Linked DNA regions of Mus musculus: region 2 is linked to region 1. Evidence: chromatin loops called from intact Hi-C (ENCODE). Cell type or tissue: gastrocnemius. All regions are shown on one strand. Links, peaks and the distances in the headings refer to the core of each region. The heading gives the core; the rest is flanking DNA.

The links. A loop is a pair of places that touch in the nucleus more often than their neighbours do. Peaks named below come from ENCODE experiments on the same cell type or tissue, not always from the same donor. Only the 100,000 strongest peaks of a DNase experiment are listed, where the experiment ranks them.
Region 2: a loop joins it to region 1, with 2.0 times the contacts of the local background. A loop is called at or near these places in 4 of 42 quality-filtered maps.

Annotation. Positions count from the first base shown.
Region 1 is chr19:47,483,873-47,492,933 of GRCm38, reverse strand. Gm41858 (a long non-coding RNA gene) reads left to right here and starts at 7,590. Exons shown (of 2, transcript XR_877899.1): 1 at 7,590-8,302; 2 at 8,749-9,061. In gastrocnemius, for the core only: CTCF peaks have their summits at 3,509 (motif pointing right) and 4,445 (motif pointing right); a DNase peak (open chromatin) is centred at 4,462; H3K4me3 peaks cover 482 bases; H3K27ac peaks cover 2,729 bases.
Region 2 is chr19:47,275,815-47,284,875 of GRCm38, reverse strand. Sh3pxd2a (SH3 and PX domains 2A) reads left to right here. Exons shown (of 15, transcript NM_008018.4): 10 at 1,772-1,855; 11 at 6,446-6,563. Among named protein-coding and RNA genes, the nearest start is that of Gm29834, 6.4 kb to the left of the region's middle. In gastrocnemius, for the core only: no CTCF peak of the experiment used is centred there; DNase peaks (open chromatin) are centred at 3,877, 4,546, 4,895, 5,277 and 1 more place; H3K4me3 peaks cover 1,274 bases; H3K27ac peaks cover 6,811 bases.

The DNA.
Region 1 (9,061 bases), core at 322-8,321:
TCCTGTTCTCCAGCTGTTTAATTCTAGAGTCCCATGGATCCTCAGGGAAGGGTGAACCTGTCTCATTCACCCTCCCACTACCTCCCGCCAGCCTAGAGGACAAAGGCTCGCCTGAGACAACTGAAATTAAAGAAAAAGGAAATGACAAGTCTCAAGCACTTGAGTTTTGAAAGTAAATCTCATAAAGGCACAGTTAGAAGAAATTCCCGGTAACTCTCAGAATGAGGTCATTCTACACGCCTGTGTTTCAGAATGCTGTTTTGAGTGGGAAGGAACGGCATAATGTCACAGTTTGGTTCTGGAGACATTGTTGGTTATTCTCCCAAGGACAAAAAAGCCCGTCCTGCATCACTGCAGAAACACAATTGGAAACCACTCCTTAGAGACGGTGGGAGAGGGGTTGACAAGATGGCTCAGCGGGGATAAGCAGTTGCCTCAAAGCCTAATGATTCCATTTCAACCCCCAGAACATACATGGTGGAAGGAAAGAGCTCATTCCTAAGCTGTCCCATACTCTACATAAGTGTTGTAGAACACAGAAACACTCTGTGTGTGTGTGTGTGTGTGTGTGTGTGTGTGTACAGTGTCTTGGCAGGGTCCACCCTTTTATAATCTACCCTGTCCCACAGGGTATGCCTTTGACATACTAATGAGCAAGGAAAATGACCTGTAACTCTGGTATGACCCTGCTTGCACCTGGCTATGCAGGAGCAAGTGGATGCTGGTAAGTGAGCAATGCATTCCAACTCAGAAGATGCCAAAAACCTCTGAGCCATGCGTGAGTCTTCTCTCAACATGAAGGAGCATGATGACTTACATACTGCAGTGGCAGCTGCTAGCCCAGCCCAGCCCAGCCCAGCCCAGCCCAGCCCAGCCCAGCCCAGCCCAGAAACTTCAGTATTGTCAGCAAGCTCTGCCTGTGCCTGCTGCATCTGCTTGCGTCTGGGCTTGCCTGCCCTTGGTGAAGGGCAAGGAATGGGACCTGCTCTCCTGGAAAAGACAGCTGGCTTGGGAATGCTGGTCTCAGCACTCCAGTAGGGGTTGGGCCACCAACACAGGCAGACTTGGAATTTTCCATCAAATGAGTCATAAGGCACATGATTTATAACTTTGAGGTACAAAAGGGTTTTGACCTCAGGCTTTAAATTTTTTTATAGCAACATTTAAACATTGGTTACCATCTGTATATAAGAAAAAGTGTGTGTGTGTGTGTGTGTGTGTGTGTGTGTGTGTGTGTGTGTGTGTGTGTGTGTATCTTTGGCAGTAGAACTTACTTACAGGGCAGGTAGACCAGATAGCCCATGCCTACTGCAGTGGTTCAGGGGAATTAGTATCAAGGCAGCGAAACAGAGATCAGGCAATACAACAGAACCTGAGACAGACAGAAGATGATAAGTAAGGTATGCCAGGCAGACCACAGCAAACACTTCAGGATTGTCAGACTTGTGGGGTCAGGGGTGGGGCTCCGGATTGCTTTGGAGTCTGAACTGGTGACAGAAGAAATGCCGGAAGAGGACATTCGAAAATAAGGAGTTCCATGTAGAAATGGACTGGAGAGACGGCTCCACCGTTAAGAGCACTTCCTGCTGCCAACACAAGAAACACAACTATTATCTCAAAGGATACCAGAAATAGTTAATTTTGGAGCCAAATCTGAGTGACCATGGCCCGGGAATACAGATTTAGGTGACCTCAAATTGTGTTCCAATGTGGAAGGAGTTTCATGAAGTGTTTATGGTAACAAAACAAAGTCCTAAATCAAGATGCTTTTAAATACATAGGTGGATACATTAGGCAGTTAGGTTATAGCAATACAGGGAGCACTCTAGGCCTGAGGCTCTAGCTGAGAACATTCTGAGTCCTTTGATTGGTGGAACTAGGGTTTGCTAATACATCCCAAAAGGTTTTTATCGGTTAGTCACAAGGTCTTGGACCTGACTTTGTCAGTTATGGGCTTAGTCATGGGCTGTTAGGTCCAACACAGAGGTAGGTGGACAGAGAAGGACCATTTAGGGGCTAAAGAGAGCCCAAACGGACTGTAACTAGGCATTGGACCAGCAACACCCCAGCCTCTTCCCATCTCAAGTTCTTGCCAGGAGTTCTCGTCCACACTGCTTTTCCTTCCACAGGACCTCAGTTTGATTCTCAGAGCCTAGATTGAGTGGCTTCCAACCAACAGAACCTAGAAGAGGTATAGCTTCTTTAATCCCAGCTCCAGAGGCAGGCAGATTTCTGTGAGTTCAAGGCCAACCTGGTCTATCTAAATCAAGAGTTCCAGGACAGCCGGACCTGTGAGACTTGCCTCATAACCAAAAAAGACAAAAACTACCTAAAATGGCTTCTTAAACTGGTTTACAGTTTGCTTGAAAGTGCATGTAGAGAGACACACACGGGCTGGTGAGATGGCTCAACAGGTAAGAGCACCCGACTGCTCTTCTGAAGGTCCTGAGTTCAAATCCCGGCAACCACATGGTGGCTCACAACCATCCGTAACGAGATCTGAGATCTGACTCCCTCTTCTGGTGTGTCTGATGACAGCTACAGTGTACTTACATATAATAATAAATAAATAAATCTTAAAAAAAAAAAAAAAAGAAAACTGAGAGACACACACACACACACACACACACACACACACAACACACACACACACACTACACACACACGGCAATAGTAAACACATTCTGAGCAAAGAATAATTCAAAATGAAACTTTTAAAAATCAAATGTGATGAATTTGAGGCGTTTTTGGCCGTGACCGATTGGTTGTGTGGTATCATAGGACCTCAGTACAGTCTTGATTCTGGGTTCACGTCGCTCATTGGCACAGACACTGATGAACACGGAAGCACCTTAGCTCAGACTTGACACTTCTTGTGAATTTGACTGCTTTTTCTGTACAAAGGCTTCTGATCTTACAAAAGCATAATGGCTTAGTTACAGAAAAACAAAAACTCCATGTTTTCCTTCCACCTCTCCTCCTTGGGTAAGTATCAGATAGGTGAAATTTTGATAATATTGTGTCAGAATGCTTGATTGTTTGTTTTACATTTGTTTCTTTCTCTCCATGTGTGTATGTGTGTGTGTATGTGTGTGTGTGTGTGTGTGTGTGTGTGTGTGTGTGTGTGTGTGTAGGTCAGAGGGCAACTTGTAGGAATTGATTCTGGGGTTCAAACTCGGGTCATCAGGCTTGGTGACACTGATCTTCGCTCACTGAGCCACCTCAACAGTCCAAGAATGTTTGATTATAATAATTAATTAATGATTATAATAATTGCTGTTTCACTGGCTGACTTGGGTCTTATTTAAAAAGTCATTAAGTATTTTGGTTTGGGAAATTCTATGACAGAATTTCCAACAGTTTCTGAAATGGCTGTAAATATATCTCTGCCATTTTGTGCTGTGTCTTTATGTAAAACAGCCTTCTTGCCATCAGTCCCTTTATGAGTGAGTGTGTGGGTGTCTGAATTTCTGTATGTGCACCTGTGTGTGCAGGAGCCTGAGGCGGCCAGAAGAGGGCACCAGAGCTCCCGGAACTGGAGTTATAATTGTGAGTGACTGTGTGGGTGCTGGGAACTGAATCCATGCAAGCCCACAGCATTGATAATCGTAAAATCAAAGCATATCTGTCAACTCTGAAAAATGCTGGAGGTGTTCAAGATCCTGCCATATCAAATAGTCAACCAAGACTTATTTTAATATGTAAAAATATTATTTGATTTGTATGGACATTTTTTTATCTCTAATAACTGGTAAAATTGTGTGAATATCAAAACTTGTTTTAAAATAAATCTTTTTTTTCTTCCTTTTTTGAAATAGTGCTTTATGTAGCCCATGAGAGTTCAAACTCACCATATAGCTGAAGCTAGCCTGGAACTCCTGATCTTCCCATCTCTACTTTCCAAGTGCTAGGTTTCCAGGTGCATGCCACCACATCAGGTTTAAAATAAATCTCTTTTTGATTTATTATCAGTAAACATTTCTTTTGTATAAGATTTTCTCAGTTAAAAGGGGTTGTGAGTAGAAAGAATTTAAGAAGTGTTAGTTTAAAAAAACAAAGCATGACTGAGGTTGTAGCTTGGTCGATAGAGCACTTGTCTAGCCTGCTCAGTGCCCGATCTGGTCCCTGACATGTGAATTAGCCAGAGTGCATCAGACCTATAGTCATGACCAACAGGAGGTGGGAACAGTAGGATCATCTTTGATTGCATAATGAGTTCAAGGCCAGCCATATATATGTATATTTATATCTATATATGTTTATATATATCGATATATGCACAGAGAGAGAGAGAGAGAGAAAGAGAGAGAGAGAGAGAAAGAGAAAGAGAAAGATCAACTGAAAAGTAATTGAAATCCCATGCCCTTAGGGAGTGTATTTTCTGGGATCTGTGTTCAACCTTTACAGCTTTATTAGTCAAAACCCTTTGGGGTTTTGAAACCACCAGCCACCAGTGGGCGCTGCTCCCAGATGGATACCTGGATATCTCACCCCGCCTTGCAACTCTTGTCAACAAACAGGCTGCCAGGTAAGGGGCAGGCAGGGGCCCAGGCCCTGGGGCTGGAGGGAGACAGGACAGGACAGGAACCCGCTGCAACTGCTGCCTGTCTTCTTCTTCCTAGGTTTGATCCAGCATTTGCAAGTCGTTCCAAAGCCAGAGGTGGGGGGTTTCCTGCAGGTTGGAAGCTGATTTAGAATGTGTCAGCACTTTCTTCCTAAGGTTTGCAGGTATCAATGTAGCACCCTGTTGCCTCGGACTTAATCCGTGATATAAAACAAGATATCCTGAGTAAAATCAACTTAATAGGAACCAGTCACACAGCAAACTTAAATCCAAACAGGCCAATGCTATGATCACTCCTATCTGCCAGACCAGAAAACTGAGTCTTAGAGACCAGTTTGCCTAAAGGCCTGCATCCCAGGCTTCTACTGAGTTTTAACTACAAGAATGGATTGCTTTCACGGTCAGAGAGTGAAGGCATTCTCCAGTCACCCTAAACCATAGGCCCAACATGGCATCTTTAAATCAGGGACAGCATGTAAACTTTTCTCGGCTGTAGCTGAGTTTCACAAAGAGTGCCGCTTGCGGTGACGAATGCCCCATGGGATGCTGGGCTGACCTCAGGACACACCCATGCCACAGAGGGAACAGGTGTTTACTGAAGATGGAGGAGAACTGGGACGTGGCAGCAGTGAGCCTCCCTAAGCAGCGTCACCATTGGGAGGAAGCCAAGAGCTTGGCCCAGTGGCCTCGGTGGGGTTGGGCTCATGCCTTCCCAGGTATTGCTTCTTTTAACATTGCAATGTTTAATTGTAACGCATTTCCAAACATACAGAAGCTCATAAAGGAGACACCTAAATACCATGAAAGTGGATCAGCTGCCAACACCTCCCAAGTGCTCCGCTCACCATGCCTTGTAATTTGTTATTATATATTATATATATCTTATATGTATAATATATACGATATACATACCACATATATATGTATATATCATATATATATACCACATATATATGTATATATCGTATATATCTCATATATATATATATATATATTTTTTTTTTGTGGGCATGCACATGTACCATAACACATGTAAGGAGGTCGAGAAGCTAGCTGGCTTGCAAGCTTCCAGACAGTTCTCTGGTTTCTGCCTGCTTCCTTGCTGTAGGAGTGATGAGATTACCAACGTGTGCCACAACAGCCAGCGTTGCTGTGCAGGTTCCAGGTCACCAGGCTCGAGTGGCTCTTGCCCACATGATCCTTCCTTTACCCTCCAAGTCACCTACCCAGCCCATTTTTTGAGGCAAGATCTCATTATGTAGGCAGGTGGCTTCAAACTCACAGCTCTCCTGTCTCAGCCTGCTGGGGGTCTTTGTGCCATTGTGCCCCATTCCCTCCCTACCTCTTTAAGAAACCGTGGTACTAGAAACGGTGAGATCCACCTGTCCCTCTGTGCTTCATGAGTGGGCAAATGACTTTCCAATGTCCCTCCGTGCCTCAGAACTCATGTTCTCATGAGTGTACAAATGACTTTCGAATTGTGGCATCACTTGAAAGAAGTTAATTGTACAGACTGATAGAGTTTTTGCATATATATAAATATGTATATACTTACAAATATATATTTCCAAAATAAAATACATGACTAGCTCCTTCAAGAGTTCCATTTGTCTCACAACTTTTCAAAAATGAGCAGATAAGTTGCCAACATTTTGAAGGTTTTAAAAATCTGAATATTTAATGTAAAAGAAATCCAAATTTTTTATTTATCTTGAAGTTTTAGGAACCCCCTGGTCACATGAAGCTTACATTCTAGCACAGGGACATGGGGGCTCTGCCCATTGCCTGAAAGGCCAATCTCTCTCTAACTCTGATGTCTCCCTAAGGTTGGACAGCCTGCTCTCTTCAGCTATAAGCTGAAAGATGCTACCGTATTTCAGTCCTTAGAAAGTTACAGCTATGAAAAGATGGAAAAGATGAATGGGCAAAGGCGGAGTCTAAGAGAAAACGTCCTCTTCCTGCCCTAGCTGGGTGACTTTCAGAGCTGCTGGCCATGCCACACAGTGACAGGGAGGCTCCTTTGCCAGGTGTCTGACTTTCAGCAGGAGGTGCTTAGACCAGAAGCATCTGCAGCGTCCAGCTGGTTAGGGACGCAGACTCCGTTCCTCCCAGATCTGAGCTGTGGTTTGCTCACTATGGCAGCCTCACTAAGCCTTGGAGTCTCTGACGGTGGGAATCTCACAGTTGCAGAGGCGGAAAGTCCCAGGCTAAGGCTTTTCCTTTGAGAACTCTGCACTGAGCTATAAATAGCCATCCTCTCCCTGGCCCTTTCCACGTGACACAAGGTTCTCTCTCTCTCTCTCTCTCTCTCTCTCTCTCCATCTCCCTTTCCCTCCCTCTCTCCCCTTCCTTCTTTTAAAGAAACATTTATGTATTTATTAAGAGCCCCCTCTACACATCACCATAAACAAGTGGAGATCAGAAGGCAGCTCAGGTCTCTCCTTCCACAGTGTGGGTCTTGTTTGTTTGTTTGTTTGGTTTGGTTTTTGGAGACAGGGTTTCTCTGTGTAGCCCTGGCTGTCCTGGAACTCACTTTGTAGACCAGGCTGGCCTCGAACTCAGAAATCTGCCTGCCTCTGCCTCCCAAGTGCTGGGATTAAAGGCGTGCGCCACCATGCCCGGCTCAGTGTGGGTCTTGTGCATCAAACCCAGGGCATCAGGCTTGGCAGCAAGCGCCCTTACCCACTAAGCTACCTCACCCTCGCTGTCCTGATTTTCCTTTCCTTTCCTTTCCTTTCCTTTCCTTTCCTTTCCTTTCCTTTCCTTTCCTTTCCTTTCCTTTCTTTCCCTTCCCTTCCCTTCCCTTCCCTTCCCTTCCCTTCCCTTCCCTTCCCTTCCCTTCCCTTCCCTTCCCTTCCCTTCCCTTCCCTTCCCTTCCCTTTTTTTTTTTTAAATTTGTTTCTTTTTATGTGGTGTTTTGCCTGCATGAGGGTGTCAGTATGAGGGTGCCAGATCCCCTGGAACTAGAGCTACCAACAGGTGTGAGCTGCCACGTGGGTGCTGGGAATTGAACCCTGGTCTCTTGGAAGAACAGCCAGTGCTCTTAACCGCAAAGCCATCTCTCCAGCCTCTCTTTATAGAGTTTTTTTTGAAAAGGCATGTCTTGCAGATACTCATGTTGTTCTATAGGTATTCGCTACTGTACCAAGCTTCCAAGCCTCTTAAAAGGATATAAATAATATTGGATTAGAGCCACGTGCTTATGATCCCCAGATAGCCTTAACTGATGCTTTTAAAAACCGTGCTTCAGGCTGGAAGTGTATCTCAGCCAGTAGAGTGCTTGCCTACATGAAAGAAGCACTGGCTTTGATTCCTGGGCACGGTGGCACATGCCCGCCCTAGCACTCTAGAGATGGTGGGGGATGGGGGTTCAGAGGCTCCTTCAGATACATGATGAGTTTGAAGCTGGCCAGGGCACATAAGACCTTCTGCACCTCCAACAACAACCACAACAAAACAATTGTACTTCCAAACTAGTCGCATTCTGAGGTACCCGGCAGCTAGATTTTCAACTTCTGAATTTTGTCAAAATATAGTTTGGCCCATAACACCTACTAAATCAGGATCTAATTCTAACGAAAGCATCAAAGGACTTGTGTGGACATTTACGTCGGGAAAGTGCATGCCTGGGTGGGCGGTCTCCCTGGAATGGGATTATTTTATGTGTGTTTTCCCCCTGCCCCGCTTGGATCTGGAACAGTGAAGTACTGAGGAGCTAAAGGTCACTTGCCCTTGAAGGTGAGTCCCTGGTTTGTGCTGAGCTACGGGGACTCTCTGGGGAATGTGAGCTGGACGGAGAAACCAAGCTGATCCAACCAGGCTGGCCCATCTTCTGAAAGCAAGCTGGCGTGTGGGAATGTGGCAGTTCCTAGCAACCAGGTGTGTGGGAATGTGGCAGTTCCTAGCAACCAGGTCCCTTTGACCCGGTCACCACCTGCAGGCTGCCTCCAGCAAGGTGCAAGGTGCAAGGCAAGGGTTTGGGATTTCTAGACCAGGGATGAGGAAGAGGACACCACACTGCATCATCCCTCTGCTCAATCTCCCTTAGCACCTGAGCCTTGGATCTGGTGCTATGGTGACGGTTGCCATAGAGATACTCCTATGCATGGTTGAAGCTATTTCCCAAACTATGGATGCCTGTCATATGGCTCAGACTACATAGTTTTCTTTCTTTTCTATTCAAGACAGGGTCTAAAGCAGCCCGGGCCAGGCCAGATTTGAACTTGCTCTGTAGTCATGAATGACCTTGAACATCTGCCTCTCCCGCCTCTACCTTCCAAGTGCTGGCATCACAAGCATCTCCCGCCACATCTGGTTTACACGGTGGTGGGCATGGAGCACAGAGTTTGGCCTTTAAAAGCACTGGCTTTAAAATCCTGAGTTCCTGAGTTCAAGCCTTGGAGCCCACGTGAAGGACAGAGAGAAAACTCCTGAAGGATGTCCTCTGACCTCTGCGTGCGTGCACGTTATAGAAAGAGCACTGCCACACAGAGAAAC
Region 2 (9,061 bases), core at 504-8,503, 210 kb after region 1:
CTTCAACCACTGTTTAAGCCCTAGCTTCTGCTCAGCTAGCTTTCTTAAACAGCCCAGGAATCCCCCTGCCTAGGGATGATACTGGCCACAGTAGGCTAGCCCCTTCTACATTACATCAACTAACAGTCAAGAAAATGCCTCATAGCTGGGCCGTGGTAGGTAGCACATGCCTTTAATATGAGTATTTGGGAGGTAGAGGCAGACCTATCTCTGTGAATTCAAGGTTAGCCTGGTCTACAGAGTGAGTTCCAGGACAGCCAGGGCTACACAGTGAAACCTTGTCTTAAATAACAGAGAGAGGGGTGAGAGGGGAGGGAGGGAGGGGAAAGAGGGGGAGAGAGAGAGACACAGATAGAGAGACAGAGACAGAGACCCCCATGATGGCTACAGAAGCAATCCCTAATTGACTAATCCCTAATCCCTCACATGACTCTGAGTTGTGTCAAGACAGCTGAAGCTACAGACAGGTTGCGGAAGACCCTGATGAATTAAGAATTAGGGGACAGCCAAGGCAACATCTGTGTTCAGAGCTGTGTGCATGAGTATATGTGTGCACCAAGCGTGCGGCCGCTCTGCACGCTTCCGGTAGGACCTGGGTGCCGGCACACTGGCCACATTTTAGATCTGCGGAGCCTTCCTAGGGCAGTGGCAGAGGAGCTGAGAGTGTGTCGGGGATGCAGCCCACACTCCTAGCCTGTTGCCAAGAAGCAGGTTGCAGGGCCAGAGAGATGCCTCTGTGGTTGAGAACACCGCCTGTTCTTGCAGAGGACATGGCAGCTCACAACCATCTCAAACCCCAGTTCCAGGGGATCTGATGTCCTCCACTGCCATCAGTGGACATGCATGCATGCATCGTATATACATACATACATACATACATACGCACCCACATAAAATAAAAAATGAAATAAAACTTGTAATAAAGAAGAGGAAAGGAAAAGCAGGATGCATGGCTGCTCTCCTCACAGGGCAAGCAGATATTTCCAGAGGTTTTATTGGATTTTGGCCCACGGATGTGTGGACAGTGTTTCTTTTACCCGCTCTACCAGCCAGCCACCCTCCCCAGAACTAGGCCGTCCGGCATCTTTCTTTGGTGCTAGAAAGTGAGGCAAGCTGGTCCTCTGGGGCCCTGGTCTATTTCTAGTGTCCATTCCTTTGGGAGTCACATAGGAAGGCAGAGCATGGAGAGCCAGGGCTCAGGGCTCATCTGCAGGGGGCAGGGCGGGGGGGAGTCACGGGGAGGCCAAGCAGACTTGAACAGTGAGAAGCTGGATGGTTGTGGTCTTTATCATCAGATGCACATAAAAGGATAACATAGTGGGGCAGTCTTGCCTGTAGCATCTGCCTGTGTGCATCTCATTCAGCAAACCTTCCCTGGCAGACAAATATATAAATTAACCCAGTGGGGAGAGCGCTGACCCAGCAAGGAAGGGCCCTCCTGTTTCTCCCTGGGCACCCTTCCTTTCTTTACATGGCACCTGGCCATGGCAGCAAGTTAACAGTCGTGCCTGGTGAGTAGATAGCAAACTGTCCAGAACCCAGGGGGACCTCTTGGAGCTGCAATTAAGAGTCTTCCAATCTCTAAGGGGGAGGACCCAAGGTCCTTTAGTCCGCTTCTAGATCCGGTTCAGTCCAGTTAACAGTAGCCCAGCAGCTCATACACACAGCCCCTCTCTCCTCCCCTTCCCCATCCCCTCTCATCCTCATCTCCATTCTCTCCACCGGTTTGGTTCGTGTGGGCCGTGGGCACCATCACCATCTCTCACGGCAGTGTCCAAGAGACGCAAGGCACACCTGCGGCGCCTGGATCGCCGGTGGACCCTGGGCGGGATGGTCAACAGGCAGCACAGCCGAGGTGACCACGGGCGCCTGCCTCTCCTCCCGCAGCTGCCTGTCTCTCACTAACACCCTCTCCTTTGCCTGCTCTGCTCTCTGCCTGTGGTCTCCTGACTCACCCAGATCTGGCAAGATTTGTTTCTCATTCACTGCAGCGCAGATTGGGGACAGAGCCTTGCTTGGGAATTGATGTGGCACTAGGGGTGGCTCTGGCTTGCTGGTGCCCTGGGCACTGGGGATACGTGACTTGCGATGAGTTTATATGTTCCTTGGAAGGGAAGAGAGGCATGAGGAAAGTCCTGGACCTCAAAGGAAAGCCACCCTGCCCTGGGTCCTGCATGTTAGAGAGATCAAAGCTTCCTGCTCCTGCCAGGGTCCCATCTTCTGTCCTTTATTATCCCTTCCACTATGAAAGAGTCCCTCAGCCCCAACTCTCTCGTCAGCTGTGGTACCAGCCTCCAGCCCCCCTTCAGCAGCTCCACTGAAACCTAGAAGAGCACAGGAGCCAAACCTATCATGGCTCCAGAGCATTTTCCAACCAACCCGTCCCTCAGCAGGGGTGCTGGCCCATAGGCTCTCAGGAGGAGCTCAGTCAAGGGCTCCAGGGAGGCCCTGGGCTGACTGGGAAGCTGACATTTGCTGAGTCAGGACTGTTTGGCTCAGATCCTTCTCAACATCCAGGAACTTGTGGAAGGAGGGAGGGGAGGGACAGGAGGGATAGCCTCTGGATGCACCCCTAAACATGTACAGACCTTCATGCTGGGTGGTCAGTCTCTTCTGCCCCACCCCCTCAACCCCCCAGGGAGTAGAGCATATTGTGTGTTCCTTGTGGTGACAGTACAGCTAGAAGCCGGGACGGGTGTATAGTGCACGCAGGCCTCTGTGGAGAACAGGGCTCCCCATGACTCACCACCCAAAGCTCGTTCCCAAATGACAGTGTATTTCAGTGCCTCCCCTAAGAATCGGGCTATAGAACGTCTGCACTCCAGGGTGGCCCCAGCCAATGGCTGACTCAGTGTTGGCCATAAAGAACCTAGCTTGTCCAGAGGCAGGGCTTAGTGTGGACCCTGGGGGCTGATGCAGGGGGCCTGAGTTGGAGAAGCAGCATCAGGCCACACTGCCAACAAAGGCCACCCGAAAGTGAGGCATAGGGGACCACTCTGCCAAGAGGGTAGGGTTGAACCCGGCCCCCCAACTCTAGTGGCAAAGACAAATAAATCCCATAAGGAGGACAAAGGTTCGGCCTGTTCTGCATCCAATCACTCACTGAGTCCCAGGCATGCTCTTGCCTGCATGACCACACAGATGCACACAGAGACCAGAGACAGGCCCACACAAGGCCTGACGGCTACAGGTGTGGCTAGCACTGCATCATAGCCATATCCAACCACCACCCTAGCCGTGCGCCACTCAGAGACAGTGATTCCAGAAGTGCCATCTAACAAGCTCTGCTACACGCAGCTGAGTGCTATAGTCACGGATGGATTTCTCGTACAACTAAACTCTCCCCGACACATCAGCATATAGCCGCAATTCCCACAATTGACACGCGTACATGACCTTCCATACTATGAAGGCGTGGTAGAATCAGACAAAATAGTACATGCAGACCCCTACGTAATTCTAAGTCTGCAGTCACCTGTACTTGAACAAAGACAAGCCACAGCCTCACTTCATTATCACACACTTCCCGGCCCCAGCCCTATGAACTGTATTCAGTTATATCAGGCAGCTAAAGAGAGCTCATGGAGAGCTGGCTGGCATGCGCCCCCACAGCGAGCAGCAGCTGGAAACCCAACAGGGGCCATGAGTAAAAGAAAAGTCAGAGCTTCCGGGACCTCCGATCCCTGTCCCTCAGCTGGCCAGGCCTCTGGAACCGGAGGCCTCTCTGTGGAGGGGTTGGAGGGGTTGGAGAGGCCGGAAGGGGAACAGAGAGACTGCTGACAGAGGGGAAAGTGTTTGGAAAGAGGAGGCTTCTGCGGTTTGGAAACTGCAGGGCTTCCAGCCCCTGCCTCCCCAACTGGGACAGGCTGTCCACCTCCCCCACATCCCCGCCTGCCGGCCTCCTGGCCAGCCTTCACTCAGCAGGGTAAGCCTGCCATCATCTGTGCATAGTATGATCACAGAACACAGGAGCCCTGACCAGACCTTAGCCACCTCACTCTTCCCGCGGCCTTGTCTCTTAAAGGGGTGTCTCTTCCAGAGACCCAACCCAACTGCAGACTAGCTACCTATAGAGACCATTTTACACGTGTCTGAACGTTCTCTTCTCTAGACAATTCCCCTTGACCATAGAGTCTATGGCCAGGACCAGAAGTAGGGACTGGTCTCTGTAAGGAGGACAGCTCACTTATAAGATGAGTGGCCCAAGACCCAAGTCACCTGTGTCAACCTGAGGTAGACATCTCTGTCTCCCCAGCCAGAGCTGAAAACCATCAGTCCAAAGAGACATTTAAGGAGAGATGGTCTGTCTTGCCCTGTTAGGAAGCAGGACTGAGCTTTCCTCTGGAATCCCACAGTGATCGCCTCTCTGCTGATTAGCATTTTAACTGGGAGGCCATGATATTCCCAGTGCCTCAAGTATGGGGTCTTTTGCAACCAGCTTCACTCGCCAGAACCAATGTCCATGGTTGTGTACCCTGCCCCAAGTGGCTGGCCATGGACTCTGTCACCACACACACTTAAAAGGCTGCTGTGGCCAGGCTTGGCATCCACAAGGCTGAACACATGGTCAGGGTCCTGTTCTCAGCCATGGAACAGGGCAGGGCTCCTCTAATCTTCCCCTAAGAAGGGCTGTCATTTTTCTCTTCAAAAGCAACCTTGCCTAGGAAAACTTTCCTGATCGCTTCCTGCTCGAACCACAGGCTTTTAAAAATAGCCTGGCCGAACAAAGGCAAAATGTGGAGCCCAGGCCTCGCCTCGCCTCGCCTGGACCTCGGGCCCTGGATTCCCAGACCTGGCACTGTCCCGATAGCCACTGCCTAGGCCAGGGTTTACCGTGCCCCACTGGAAAATGGAGCAGGCAGGAGAGTAGAGCGTTGGCCTGGAGCCTATGGAACTTCTCCAGGGCCCTAGTCAGAATCTGGCGGGGTAGGTTCTCAGGCAGTGTTGGCAGCACTCCTGGGCAGGGCCGGGATGGAATCTGCAGGCTCCAAGCAGAGCTCTCCTTAGCTGCTGCTGAGAAAGGCCTGTGGTAAGAGAGTCTGAGAGCTGTGCAGCCTCCCGTGCCCTCACCCACCTTTTGCTTTGGGGCAGTTTTTCAAGCATGGCCTGTGGTCCATTGGGTCCACCCTACAACCTGGCAGGACAGTGGCCTTTATCAGAGGGAGATGCTAATCCCCAGGAGAGGGCTACAGACAGCACCCCAATGATGCACGGGAAAATGAGCAGGGTTTTGATACAGTAGCTCTCTCCTAAACCCCCACAGCGACCCAGAGGTTGAGGCAGGCTGTCCAACAAGGTCCAGCTGGGAGCCAGGAGCAGGAGGCGGCTTTGAGGCCAGACTCCTGCTATTTTGAGCTCCCAAGCAAGCTCCTCCCTCAGTCCCTGCTTATCCCTGCTTTCCTCATGGAGAGAGTCCAGGGTTCAACTGTAACCGTCCCTACTGTTGTGTGCTGGGTACCATTGTGACCTCCTGGAAGCAGCCAATACAGTCCTCCCAAGAGCACCTCCAGTTAACCACGTCTTCCAATGGGGGAGGGTGCACCATGCTCTTCCTTGGGCCCCAGGCCATCCAATGGACGGTCTTATAAGAGATGGGTGGCCTCACCTAGTCAGTTGCAGGTCTACCATAGGGCTTCATGTGGACAGGAGTGGACCTCAGCAGAACTGGAAGCCTGAACAAAGGCCTTTAGGGATGCCTCCTGCTCAGCCTGCCCACCAAGTTCTTTCCAAGAAGACTCCAGTGCTATGGGGAAACTTAGAGGTGACCTGAAGACACACAGGGGGAATAGAACACGTGGCTCTGCGGGAGGGGCTTGTGGTGGGGCCCTTGACAATCGCACACACCGTAACAAACCCCACAACCACTCCTGTAGAACTTGCTCCATGGAACGCTCTAGGGTAAATGCCATGGTCTGCTGTTAAGGGAGCTGAGCTGCTCAGTGAAGGTATCCCTGGAAGCCTTCATCTGGAAGGCAGACAGAGAATTTAAGAGGTTTGCAGGGCTGGAATCCAGAGTGTGGAGTGTAGATGGAACATGACGTGTTCTGAGGAGGGACCTGCTAGGGTTCCCAAGGCATCCAGGATACACCTAGCATTGGTCTCGATGTCTTGACTTAGAGCCTACGAGAAGCAGATTCCTCCAAACACTGGTACCCCAACACCCTGTCTGGGGGATCTGCTTTCACGCTGCCTGAGGCTTTGCTGGCACCCCAGAACTCTGCCTAGCTTTGGCTTATCCTGGGAACAGCAGCAACCCCTAACCCAGTGACTCCTCTTCTGCTGTCTGAGTCCTGTTTCCTCTTCTCCGGAGAAGCCAATGCTGGCCCAGGGCGAGTTAGTACGAGGCTGAGCGAGGCTCAGCCGGGGCAGAGGGGAACGGGAGACAAGGATCTACCCCACAGCCTCAGATTAACTGTGCTTTCTCACTCGCGCCCCCAACTCACAGAAGAGAAGTATGTCACTGTGCAGCCCTACACCAGCCAGAGCAAAGACGAGATCGGCTTCGAGAAGGGTGTCACCGTGGAGGTGATTCGAAAGAACCTGGAAGGCTGGTGGTACATCAGGTAGGTGCCTGGTTCCTGAGCAAGAGTTCAATGCAAGGCAGCTAGCTGATGGGCAGGTAGATTCCAAAGACAACTGCGTGCCAGCTCTGCTCGGCTGGCTCACTGACTGTCTCCTAGGACCTGAAGGCAGAGGCTGAGCCCCAGCCAGTAGGGCCTAGGAGCTGGCTCAGCTCAGAGGCAGTCTGTGATCCCCTTCCCATGCACAGCCAAGAGTTCAGCACATCTGAGTTTTCTTTCCTGCAGTCAAGGCTCCGGACACAGACCTCTGGTATCCGTGTTCCTGGTGGGTGTAGGGCCATTGTATCTACAGGGCTGGACTCAAGGCTGGGCTCCAAGTGAGGTCTCTTCTTCTCTGTGTCTTTCCCGGAGCCTTGTCACTCTTCTCAGCCGAGAGATCCATTTGGGCGTGTGTCTAGAGTAGTGTTGCAAGTGAAAGTCTGTGGGTCTCATTCTGCCGTTACCAACCCTGGACCTGCCTTAGAGTGGATTTGTGGTCAGAAAGTTCCTTTGGAGCAATCCAGCCGTAGAGAATCTGCTCAGCTCCTCTCTCCTCTGCTTGCAACCCAGCTAACAGAAACAGTCCCCTGTGTGAGCTACGGGGACAGCTGCCTCAGATTCACCGTGGTCCCTTTCCACAGGCCAGCGCCATAACACCCTGTGATCCATCAGTGTGAGTTCTCATGCAGCAGTGGCTAAAAGCACAGCAGAGTCAGATGGTCTTAAAGTTAGTCTGTGCTGCAAGGGAGGGCGCAGGTAACTGAGCCTTAGTGTGAACTGATGCCCCCATCACCCTCACCCTGGTGCCTGTCAGTCTGGAGGACTGACATGTCCCTTTCTAACCTGTCATGTGGCACGGGACTGTGTACTTACACATGTGTTATCCAAAGCAGCTACCCCCTGGTCTTCTGTGTTCTCTAAGCAGTGAAAGCTGGAACCAACTGCAGTTCCATCAGCCCCCAAGCCTCATGTGGAAAGGCCTGCAGATAGATCTTGCAGCCAGCTGGTGGTCTGCGTGTGTTTGCCTAGGAGTGATCACCACAGCTGCCTTTTATATTTTAGGGTTGTCTGTCTGTCTGTCTGTCTGTCTGTCTGTCTGTGTGTTTGTTTTAAGATAACGAATAGTGTCAATTTGGGCTACTTCTAGTCAGCTACTGTCCCTCTAGCTTGGTCCTTTTTAGCCAGTGGGGACTTCAGTTGTAAAGGACCCTGGTGATCCCGTTCTACCTTAAGAAGCCTGCCAGATACCTCCTTAAAACACTGCTATTTCCCAACATTCCAAGCTGTGTGTTGATCCTCATTTCCTGTCTTTCTTTTCCTCCCCCAGCCTTAGACACACACACACACACACACACACACACACACACACACACACACACACACACTCCTACACATTCCCTCTGCGGCCTGCTTCTCTCTGGAGCCAGTCCTACTACAGAGCTGAGGAACAGCTGTGAGGAAGTTGTGCCCAGACACAGAGCCACCCCTGATGCCTGCGTCGCTCTGCCTGTTGTATTCTGTAACACAAAGCCCGAGACATAGCTTTATCGATACAGCATGTGAAACACAGAGGGCTGTGGAATGGGACACCCTGGGCCCTATGTGCACCTGACTATTACCCTATAGTCCCTACCCAATTCCTCTGCCACTGTCACATGACAAGATACCAGCAAGGTCTTTTTCAGAGCTTCAAGAACCCCAGGCTCTGGGCCTGGTGTGGCACACTCTCCCTCAGGCCCTCTGACAACTGCCTTGCCTTTCTGAGTCTTAGCTACTGCCACAGAAAGATCATTCTCATTGCTTCTCTCCACCCTTGACATTCTATGCTTCAAGTTCTGCCCATCACATCCAGGAGCCAGCCTCAGTTCAGTGATGTCTGCCTTCCAAGGAACATGTAAGCTGTGCACACCTGTGTGTACCTCCCAGTGACATGGCTCTGAGGAGCCACCTCCTGTCTGGACCTCTCTGTTGCCTTTCTCCTACCTGACACAAGGCCAAGATCAAGGTCACATTGGAAAGGGCAGTAGAAAAAGGGGTTGTCAGGCATCTGGTCTGTGAGAGCCATTTCTAAAGAGCCAGCTGTGTCCCAGAGAGCAAATGGGGACATTGCGACCTAGAGTCAGAAGCACTGGCCAGCCAGTGCTAGGCCCAGAAGCAAGCTCCCTGCCGATTTGGGTGAAGGCTTGATACCATGTGGAGGAAGAGAGGGAAGTTGTTTTAAACATCAAGGAATCATCAAAACTTAACCAGAGGCAGAGGCAGAGGCAGGTAAATCTCTGTGAGTTCGAGGCCAGCCTGCTCTACAGAGCAAGTTCCAGGACAGCCAGGGCTACACAGACAAAAAGGCTTTTTCAACCCACAAGATTATATCAATATGGGGCTGGAGAGATGGCTCAGCAGTTAAGAGCACCGACTGCTCTTCCAGAGGTCCCGAGTTCAATTGCCAGCAACCACATGGTGACTCACAACCATCTGTAATGGAGTCTGGTGCCCTCTTCTGG